2 separate regions of the Homo sapiens genome follow, and region 1 is linked to region 2. Evidence: chromatin loops called from intact Hi-C (ENCODE). Cell type or tissue: ascending aorta. All regions are shown on one strand. Links, peaks and the distances in the headings refer to the core of each region. The heading gives the core; the rest is flanking DNA. Region 1 holds the start of ANKRD53 (ankyrin repeat domain 53). Region 2 holds the start of TIA1 (TIA1 cytotoxic granule associated RNA binding protein).

Evidence for each region. A loop is a pair of places that touch in the nucleus more often than their neighbours do. Peaks named below come from ENCODE experiments on the same cell type or tissue, not always from the same donor. Only the 100,000 strongest peaks of a DNase experiment are listed, where the experiment ranks them.
Region 1: a loop joins it to region 2, with 6 times the contacts of the local background. A loop is called at or near these places in 1 of 110 quality-filtered maps.

The regions. Positions count from the first base shown.
Region 1 is chr2:70,974,786-70,980,158 of GRCh38, reverse strand. ANKRD53 (ankyrin repeat domain 53) reads right to left here and starts at 1,529. Exons shown (of 6, transcript NM_001115116.2): 1 at 1,344-1,529; 2 at 816-1,062; 3 at 299-498. The coding sequence starts at 1,513. It overlaps LOC105374795 (a long non-coding RNA gene), which reads left to right. Exons shown (of 2, transcript XR_001739534.2): 2 at 3,851-5,373. RefSeq lists silencers at 1,093-1,152, 1,513-1,602 and an enhancer at 2,630-2,899. In ascending aorta, for the core only: a CTCF peak has its summit at 2,610 (motif pointing right); DNase peaks (open chromatin) are centred at 1,268, 2,068, 2,618, 3,128 and 1 weaker place; H3K4me3 peaks cover 2,922 bases; H3K27ac peaks cover 3,413 bases.
Region 2 is chr2:70,245,355-70,250,727 of GRCh38, reverse strand. TIA1 (TIA1 cytotoxic granule associated RNA binding protein) reads left to right here and starts at 2,100. Exons shown (of 13, transcript NM_022173.4): 1 at 2,100-2,323. The coding sequence starts at 2,298. It overlaps TRG-CCC2-1 (tRNA-Gly (anticodon CCC) 2-1), which reads left to right and starts at 1,667; the gene lies at 1,667-1,737. RefSeq lists enhancers at 1,704-2,518, 2,519-3,334. In ascending aorta, for the core only: no CTCF peak of the experiment used is centred there; DNase peaks (open chromatin) are centred at 1,198, 1,687, 2,027 and 2,507; H3K4me3 peaks cover 3,624 bases; H3K27ac peaks cover 3,071 bases.

The DNA of each region.
Region 1 (5,373 bases), core at 201-5,200, 730 kb before region 2:
TTTTTAGTAGAGATGGGGTTTCTCCATGTTGGTCATGCTGGTGTTGAACTCCTGACCTCAGGTGATCCGCCTGCCTCGGCCTTCCAAAGTGTTGGGATTATAGGCATGAGCCACCATGCCCGGCTAAAGCCCAGTCTCTTTATTACACCATGTGGATTCCTGACTGCTTTATGTGGGACCCAATCCTTGTCACCTCCAGCAACCCCTCTGCTTGTCCTGCATGGATTTGCCTGCCTGGAAGTAGGGCTGTGCCCGTGCCTGTGCCCGAAGCCTCCCTCCTGAAGCAGGCTGGACTCACGCATTGAGGTCTGCGCCTTTCTCCAGCAGGTAGTAGATGCAGGGGAGGGCCACGGTGGTGTTGTCCCTGTGGATGACGAGGTGCAGGGGTGTCTGGCTATTGTTGGTCAGCAGGTCCACGGGAAACTTGTACTCCTCTACCAGGACCTGCAGGCATGCAAGCTTGCCCCATTGGGCGGCGAAGTGGATGGCAGTGAAGCCCTGTGAGGTTCAGAGCAGGCAGGAGGAGGCTGAGTGGGACTGAGGTCCCAGGGTCCACAATTTATATAAATTTATTGGGGTTACCTTCACTTTCTTCCCTGTGTCCCCAGGAATGCTCACACCCTTTTGCTAATTAACCAGTGTGTGTTCATCAGCCCACCCAACCTCCCTGCCCCCAAAATGGTCCTTCCACAGCCAGAAGATGAGTTAAATTAGGAAGATCTACCCAGAAAAGGATATCTCTTCTCCAGGTGACCACTCCGAGCAGCGTAGCGGGAGAGGGACCTCGGTCTTTGCCCCAACACTCAAGACCTTACCTTGTCGTCGGTGGGGATTTCCCTGAGGCTCTGGTTCAGACAGAATCGCAGCCATTCCACGTTGCCCACAGCCGCTGCGAACAGCTGGTAGTAGCTCCCGATCGCCGTCTGGTCGATTGCCGTCTGGTCGGACTCCTTGCTGGGGCTGGGGTCAGCGCGGGGCGGGGTGAGCGAGGCAGGGCGGCGCGGCCTGGCGAGGGCAGTCGCCTGCGCACTGAGGTGGTCTGCGAGGTCGGGCAGGGGCTGGCTGGAGGGCGGGGCAGTGGGGAAGCGACTCTGGGCCACGGCCCGGGCACCTCTCGGGAGGCGATCCCTGGCCCCCGCCTGGCTGGTGGGCGGGGCAGTGGGGAAGCGACTCTGGGCCACGGCCTAGGCACCTCTCGGGAGGCGATCCCTGGCCCCAGCCTGTCTCTGCTGGCTTCTCGGGCCGCAGCCTCCGCCCCCGCCCGCTCCAGGCCCTGCCCACCAGGGAGGCGCTGGGCCGGGTTCTCGCTCCCTGCAGCCGGGACACCTTCTCCCGCTACCCACCTGGGCTGCTTGGACTCCGCGTCAGTCCAGGTGGCCTTCAAGGAGACTTTGTTCGCCTGCTGCATGGAGCCACTTGGAGTTGGCTGCGGCCGAGCACCTCTCCCTTCTCCCCTTTCTGAGTGCCAGCTTCCGGAGCCCGCCCGCCGAGCGGTGCTGCCCGCGGAGGCCATCGCGGGGCTGGAACTCGGACCCGGGCCGGGCGGGCTACTCACACACCCGCCGGCGCCCCGCCCCCGGGGGCCACTCCTTGCCAGCTGGCCGCGGTTTCCCGGCCCCTTCCAGGCCGCTAGGGTTCGGCTGCCTCTCTAGCTGGAGGGGCAGAGCCCGGGGGCCTCCGGGGACCCTGCCCGCCTGCCGCTCCCCACCCGCCGCTCTGCTCCCGGTCTGAGCCAAAACCCCCACTCAACCTCCCAGTCCTGCTGCCCGGGAAACTCAGCATCAAACACACAAACAACAAAGACACTTGGCTTTTGTTTCCGATTATCAAACTAATAAGTAGAAAACAGAAATATTCAATGTGGAAATTAAAAATTACCATCCCACCACGCACAGAAATCATGGTTTATTGCAATATATATGCATATCATGACTATTTTTTGTATCTCTTTTCGTTTATTAATAGCATTATATTACGAGCTAGCGCCCATTGTCACTCCACATACTAAACGTACATTATGACGCAACCAGAGCCCAGCGTCATAATGGATGTGCCATTGTTTCACATGTGCTGCCAAGAACGAAATGGCTCAACTCTGGTTGTTTTCTTAGAATGGATTCCTGGGAGTCGAATCACTAGGTGAAAGGGAATGAATATTTTTCAGCTGTCAATATGGGCTTGCAGACTGCCTTCCAGGAAGGTTATTATTCACTTCCACTTCCACCTGCAGTGAAGCGGGTGCGCTGCACATCAGCAGTGTGGCTTTTGGCAAGTTATCTGACTTAGTTTCTGTGGGCGGCAAGCCACCCAGGTGCCAAGGCAAGAGACCGAGGGCACAAGCTGTTCCAGTATAATAAAATATACAAAACAACAAGAGTTATACTAGATCTAGATCTAGATCATAGACGTGATTATATATGAATATCGTTAATCATTAGTTTGTAGCAATTACTCTTTATTCCAATATTGTAATAATCCTCGCTCTATAATCATAACCTAGGAAAAACCAGGCCATAGAGAGATAGGAACCAAAGGGACATAGTGAGAAGTGACCAGAAGACAAGAGTGCGAGCCTTCTGTTATGTCCGGACAGGGCCACCAGAGGGCTCCTTGATCTAGCGGTAATGCCAGCGTCTGGGAAGACGCCGGTTACCAAGTGGACCGTGGTCTGGCGGACCCTGGTCTGGCGGACCGTGGTCTAGCGGTAGCATCAATGCAAAGGAAAAGCACCCGCTACTTAGCAGACCGGGAAAGGGAGTCTCCCTTTCCCAGGGGGAGTTTAGAGAAGACTTTACTCCACCACCTTTTGTGGAGGGCTTGACATCAGTCAGGCCCGCCCACAGTTATCTGGAGGCCTAAACATCTCCCTGTGACGCTGTACTTCAGCGGTCACACTCCTGTTTCACTTTCATGTTCCATCCTGTACATCTGGCTCTGCCTTCTAGATAGCAGTAGCAAAATTAGTGAAAGTACTAAAAGTCTCTGATACACAGAAATAATGGCGTAAGCTGTCCTCTCTCTCTCTCTCTCTCTCCCTCCCCCTGTCCCCGCCCCCACCCCCACCCACCTCGGCTGCCAAGCAGGGAAGGGCCCCCTGTCCGGTGGACACGTGACTCACGTGACCTTATCAATCATTGGAGATGACTCACACTCCTTACCCTGCCCCTTTTGCCTTGTATCCAATAAATAACAGCACAGCCAGGCATTCGGGGCCACTACCGATCTCTGCCCTCTTGGTGGTAGTGGTCCCCCGGGCCCAGCTGTCTTTTCTTTTATCTCTTTGTCTTGTGTCTTTATTTCTACAATCTCTCATCTCCGCACACGGGGAGAAAAACCCACCCACCCTGTGGGGCTGGTCCCTACAAGTTGCTACAGCAGCAAAATGGGGATAATAGCACCTACTTTACAAGGAATGAAGGAATGCAAACAATGAGAACAGTGCTAGCAGAGAAGCACTACCTGTGAATCTGCTATTACTCAAAGAAGAACTATTCAAACCATTGCTAGCATCAGATATTAGGATTTTAAGTAAATGTTCACTAATTTGGTAGTGGAAATGATGTTCTAATGTGGCTCTTTGATTACCAACAAGGGTTAAACATTTAATTATCAGTGGTTTTGTCTTCTAGGAATTCTTTTACTCACATGGTTCTTTGAGGGCCTTAATGTGTTTCTTACTGATCTGTAAAACTTATTAGCATAGTGACCCTTTATGTATGTTATATTTGTTGTCAATATTTTCCTCAGTTTGCCTTTTGACTTTTTAGAATATAGAGTAGCTAAGCAATAACTGTTGCTTGAATCAGTGTTGTCTTACTGAGCCATCCACATTCTCATCCCTTCTCAACAGGAATGACCCCAAGTTTATCAGAAGGCTCCTGTGGCTCCAGGGTCAACTCTGGGCATATCTGACTACATCACTCCACCCCTACCATGGTCTCTCCTCTGTACCCCAGCGTTCCAGGTATTTCCCCTAAGAAAAGGACAGAAGGTCCCCTAAGACCACAGTGACCTGCAGAGAGGGACAAGAATACAGATTATCCACCCAGAATCACGTTTCTCCCTTTCCAGGGTACTGTCTTCTGAGAGCGCACTTGTCTGCCAACCCCAGTAGCCAGGACTCAGCATACCTGGCAAACACCTTCAAAACTAGCAAATCATGCTGGCTATCTGCCCCAGGTAGGGCCTTAGCAACTGGCTTCAAGTTGAGATAAAGTGACAGTGCTTTTCAGGGATACAGTTTGAAGATTTCCTGGGCTATTGTTGCTTCTGGGGTGTTAGGATTCTAATAATTACAACAGGACCCTGTGTATGTGGTGGGGTTGGAGAGAGCATCTCAGTACCTCTCCAAGTTCATCCTCACTATCTTGAACTGGGGTATCTTACATCTCTATACCAGTGTTTTGCAACCCTGGCTGTACAAACACCAATGCAGGGGTCTTACCCCTACAGATTCTGATTAATTCATCTGGTTTGGGGCCTGGGCATTGGTATTTGTAAAGTTCTCCAGGTGATTCTCGTGTGTAGCCAGGGTTGAGAACCACTTTAAGGCCTTTCTGCCTCAGTCAGGGAGGCAAGAGGCTGCAGGTGATTTTGAGGGAGAAGGGTCAATAGAGTAAGGGAGGAAGAAACAGGAAACTAGCAGAGTCCCCGGGGGGAGAGAATGTGTTATCCTAAAGACCCTTGGTCACAGCCATGCAGCTGGGCAAACAGATAACGCCTGGTGGAACAACAGAAGCTGGACCATGAGAAGGGCAGACAGCAGAAAATGCCCAGAGAAGGGTTCAATTTCTTCTTTGGAAGGTGATGGTAAGGGTGTGGCTCCAGATTAACTGGTTCTACAGCTCCAGGCAAGGGAGATGGAAGGCTGAGGGGAGCAGGTCCATCAGGGAGCAGTTGGGGGAGAACCTAGAGAGGCACTGTCTGTACACTCCAGGGCCAGTGCCCAAGGCCAGATGCTCCTCATCTATTCTCTAAACCACCCCAGGATCCTCTTGAAGCTTAAGCTAGTTTAGATTGAGCTTCTGTCACTTTCAACTGAAGCTTGACTAGTAAAAACTCCTGAGGTTAAAGCCTCTATTGGGTAAAAGAATTAGAACCAGTGGGATAGTCCCAGAAAAGAGCTGTGTGGGCTAGGGGCACTGTGAAGACCCAGGGGACATTGGAACCTGGCCCTGTGCTGTCTTCCAGGAGGAGTGGTACACCCCAGAGAAATGGCCAGGTACGTGAAACTAAAGAATCATGCTTGGAGTGCTGAGATCCATTTGTCTGAGCAGGAACACACCCTAAGATGGGCCTAGGCTGTGGAAGCTGACACTTTCACTGTGGCCAGGCAGCGTGCTCGCTCATGAATGGGAGCAGGGTGGGGGAACT
Region 2 (5,373 bases), core at 136-5,135:
GAGACGGGGTTTCTCCATGTTGGCCACGCTGGTCTTGAACTCCTGAGCTCTAGTGATCTGCCTGCCTCGGTCTCCCAAAGACTGGGATTACAGGCGTGAGCCGCCCCGCTCAGCCGACATCACGTTTTTCGATGTGTAAATTCTCCTATGTTTAAAAAATATTTCTACAACTTAAATAAACTTACATCATAGATATTTTCCAGTTCAACACTACAGATCTGATTAATAGCTTTTCAATAACTGCAAAATAGTCCATAAAATGAATGTTCCATCTGGGGGCAGCGGCTCACGTCTGTTATCTCAGCACTTTGGGAGGCTAAGGCAGGCAGATCACCTGAGGTCAGGAGTTCAAGACCAGCCTGGCCAACATGGCAAAACCCTGTCTCTACTAAAATACAAAAATTAGTTAGGCTAATTTAGGTGGTGGCGCACGTCTGTAATCCCAGCTACTAGGGAGGCTGAGGCAGGAGAATCGCTTGAACCTGGGAGGCAGAGGTTGCAGTGAGCCAAGATTGTGTCACTGCACTCCAGCCTGGGAGATAGAGCGAGACTGTCTCAAAAAAAAAAAAGAAAGAAAGAAAAAGAAAAAGTTCCACATGTATTTGGTGTAAATTGAATAAATTACCATAAGTGGCATTGATGGATATTCAGGTTACTCCATTTTTTTCTACTGTAAACAATGCTGCAGTTGTATCTTGGCACATAAATCTTTATAAATTAATTGTTTTATTTCTGTAGGATAGATTCCTAGACATAGGATTACTTTAGTGACATATATATATAATAAGCAATGTGAAATGCATACAGAGTATACTGAATCACATTTCAGAGCTCTAATTTCTCTGCCTCCTAAAGTTGGACTGAAGTTTATGTATCTTTTGACTTGTTTACTTTTAAGATTCTTGTGACCAATTTGCATTAAATAGCTGGGGTTTTTTGTTTGTTTCTTTGTTTGTTTTTTGAGACGGATCCTCGTTCTGTTGCCCAGGCTGGAGTGCAATGGCAAGATCTCGGCTCACTGCAATCTCCACCTCCCAGATTCAAGGATTCTCCTGCCTCAGCCTCCTGAGTAGTTGGGATTACGGGCCCCCACCACCACATCCAGCTAATTTTTGTATTTTTAGTAGAGACAGGGTTTCGCCATGTTGGTCAGGCTGGTCTCGAACTCCTGATCTCAGGTGATCCGCCCGCCTCAGCCATCCAAAGTGCTGGAATAACAGGCGTGAGCCACTGCCCCCGGCCTAAACAGCTATTTCTTAAATGCTTTTCAATGTGCAATCAATACACGGAAGAAATGCAAATATAAATAAAAATCTGGCATCTGGAAATATCCTCCCCGCGCTGAAAAATCTGGCTAGCACCAACGACGCAAATTCTTAATAAAATCCTTACTTTTTTAAGTAAAACTTTTTTTCTTTTTTCTTATTTCTTAAGTAAACATTTTAAATTGAAATTTTTTTTCTGTACAGAGAAAGTTGAAACATCCATTCCTATGTTTGGGATGAGAAAAGATAAATTATTTATGTTATTGGAAAACAGAAGATTACAGACTGTCAATAAACTTTTACTTTTAAATGAATAAATAATACATGACAATTCTTTTCACATGAGAGAACGTCTGCTTCTATTTCCTCCTAAAATACTGTGGCGGCTGGGCATGTCAACAGCGCCGCTGGTGTAGTGGTATCATGCAAGATTCCCATTCTTGCGACCCGGGTTCGATTCCCGGGCGGCGCATAGGCGTTTTGCTTCTCGCTCGCTAAAAACCAGATAGCTTGAAGAGTCTTTATATATCTTTCCAAAAGAGGAAAGATTTAGGCTTTTTACTGTCCCTGAAGGTTTCCACTCCCTCATAATTCGCGGTCGAAACACTCGAATCCGCAGCCAGAAGACAAAAAAGTTCACGCAAATCGTGAAGTAGTTAATACTTGCGCCTGCGCAGTCTGAGGCGTCCCTCGCGTCGGGTGGAAGAGCGGCTGCGCAACAAGTGAACCTATGGATTAAGGTGTAGCCGGGCGGCCCGGAGGTTGAGAGTGCAAGATTATTCTGCGCCTGCGCGGCCCGGGTAACTTTGCTGGCTGCTCCTAGGCTCCCGGCTCGCCGCCATCTTGTATTGGGGTTTCATTGTTCCCGCTGGGCCGGGCGGTTTAGTGTAATTGCCGCCGGAGGAGGAGGCGGAGTAACCTCTGGTCAGCCGAGAAACCCCACTATCCTGTAGCCATAACCGCTTAAACGATTTGGGAGGTAGTGAAGGGCAGGGAGCTGGACCTGGAGGCGCCGCCGCGACAGCAGCAGCCATGGAGGACGAGATGCCCAAGACTCTGTGAGTCTGGGGCAGCGATGAGGGAGGCGGGATGGTGGTCGTCCCGGAGGGAAGGCCTCGGCCCTGCGCCGCTCCCAGCCTATTGTTCTCCGTGGACACCGCGATATCGTGGTTTTTGTTTCCTTAGCATGCACCTGGATGCTTACAACCAAGACCCAATCTGTGAGGACGAGGTGAAGGGAGACGGGGCTCAACCCTCTCAATTAATCCCTTCACTTTAGCAACACCATTGCATGACCTTTGCTCTCGCCACGGGCCCTCTGTGGTCTTAGACCTGGAGAAAAGACTTTAATTCAGACCTCTTTTTAGAACTCGTCGAACCTTCCTTTTGTCCTATGCTTTCTTTCCTTTTCCCGCTTCTCCCCCTTTTTGATTAACCTCTTCTTATCTTTACAGCCGTCTCCCTTTAATTTTACTTTTGATTTCCTACTGAAATTCTTCCTTTCATTTTCTTCTCGGTGATAAGATTTTTTTTCCTCCTCGAGGGTGCTTGTACTCATTTTCAGTGCAGTAAACTTTATTCTTGCAGTTGCCAATTGGAAAAAAGCCAAGCATTTTTCTTTAACCTCTGGCTTTCCTTCTGTAGCACCCACCGACCAAAAAGCCTAACCAGACACCCCAAGGATTTGGAAATCTCACCCAGAAGGAATATATCAATTGAGGGGAAATGGATTTAATATTATTTTTATAGTCGTTTACTACTGTTGTGATTGACATGGTGTTGAACGAGCGGGCTGTAAATGCCCTAACATATTTACAGAGAATTTTTAGAGATAGCGTTAAATTACCGGAGCGTGGATATTTTCTTTGTCGTGTGGCTTCCCCAACTGCGTTCTTTGTTTTTCGAGGTATTATCGGATGAGTTGATCCTGCCTTTGTTGGCATTTCTCGGAAGAAGAAAAGCTCAATGAGTTCTTGACATAGCTTTTTGTTTTTCTTGGATGACATAGCTTTTTGTTTATATTCTTGGAATACTGGCAGTTTGAGAGCTCCATGCATTAAAAATGCAATTTTAGGTTTCTCTTTGCAGCTCTCTAATAAAGTTGCTCTGAAGTACGATGTAATTGTTTTTTTACCTCCAAAATTTTTCCACTTTTAAGTTGCTATTTCTTGTCTATATTGGAAATGTGGTTACACTTGTTTTCTTAATAGATTGTCAGTTAATCTGTTAGTAACCTTGAAATTTCTTTTCTCTATTCCTGAGGCTCAGAAAGTATCTTTTCAGTAGGACGTAGCAATTAGTGCATGACCTTTGTTTTAGGAAAGATTGTATCTGTAGATGAATACTCCCTAAAAAACTACTAGCCTCACGGTGTTGGTGGAATCTCTTCCCTCTTGCCTCTTAGCTATGACAGTCATCAGCATTTTGGGTTAAGGCACTGCTCGTGTTTTATAATGTAAACTTAATATTCTCAGTATTAGTTTGAAAATGTTTAATTTTAGAAACTGCAGAAGTATCTGACCACTTAACTTTTTAACTTTTTAATTTTGTTTTTACTTTTTAATTTTTTGAGATGGAGTCTCACTTTGTCACCCAGGCTGCAAGGCTAGAGTGCAGTGATGCGATTTCGGCTCACTGCAACCTCCACCTCCTGGGTTTAAATGATTCTCCTGCCTCACCCTCCCAAGTAGCTGGCACTACATGCGGGCACCACCATGCCCGGCTAATTTTTGTATTTTTAGTAGAGATGGGGTTTCACCATGTCGGCCAAGCTGGTCTCGAACTCCTGACCTCAGGTGATCCGCACACCTCGGCCTCCCAGAGTGCTGGGATTACAGGTGTGAGCCACTGCGCCTGGCCTGTCCTCAACTTTTAACTATTACATTTATTACTTATTTTGCCTTGTATCCCTCACTAATACACCCCATCCAAGAAACTCTTCCTCAAAGTAGTCATACTGTAAAAGTCTTCTCTTGTTTCTACCTCCCTCAACCCAAACTCCCATTTTTCTAGTCAGGCAAACCTTGACCAAACATGAGGGTACTAATCCCTAAGTTTTCCTAATAGTGTTTTTAATTTTAATGTAAGATTTTTGCTTTAATGACCCTGGAAGTCAGAGGCTTTTAATATATGTTCTTAGCAGAGTTCTTAGCACATTAAAAACACAGCCTCTCAATATATGTTCTTAGTGTGGTCCATGGTAAGTAATCAATACATTTGTTTAAGAAACTGGTATAATTGGCTGGGCACAGTGGCTCACGCCTATAATCCTAACACTTTGGGGGGCTGAGGAGGGTGGATCACTTGAGGGCAGGAGTTCAAGACCAGCCTGGCCAACATGGCGAAACCCTGTCTCTACTACAAATACAAAAATTAACTGAGCATGGTGGCGCATGCCTGTAATCCCAGCTACTCGGGAGGCTGAGGAAGGAGAATCGCTTGAACCCGGGAGGTGGAGGTTGCAGTGAGCCGAGGTTGCGCCATTGCACTCCAGCCTGTGCAACAGGAGGGAGGCTCCATCTCAAAAAAAAAAAAAAAAAAAAAAAAAATCTGGTAGAATTTCAAGCAGTGAATTAAGATTTTACTCTTTCTTGAGGATAAAATAGAGTCTGAATTTTTATCACCCACATACCTAAATGGCTCACTGGAAATTCCTTCATTTGCTACATCTGAGTGTTCGGCATCTCCATGTTAAGTTAGAGAATACCAGTATTTGATTTCTTGTCACCAATACTTTGGAATCATATTCTGAGACAAACTTCCCGAAAGTTTATACTGCAAGATTATTTTGAGGAGTATTCAAGGTACAGTTAATAAGTTCAAACATTTGTAGTGAGCATATGGGTGATGTATACTACTCTTCTCCATATATAAATTTGAAATTTTCCACAGTAAAAAAATAAAAATACGTGTATAGTGAGTCTGAATTGGCCTTGGTTACTTTAAAAATATTCAACTTGTGAACTAAAAGCTACACACTAGACTAGAAAAACATTGCTGGTGTTAGTTGATGAAAGTTAATTCCCTCAAATCCAGACACCTTAATATCCTTTGTGTGGTTTACTCTCAAATGCATGAGTGTTCTCTTTTGAGATAACTATACTGTTAT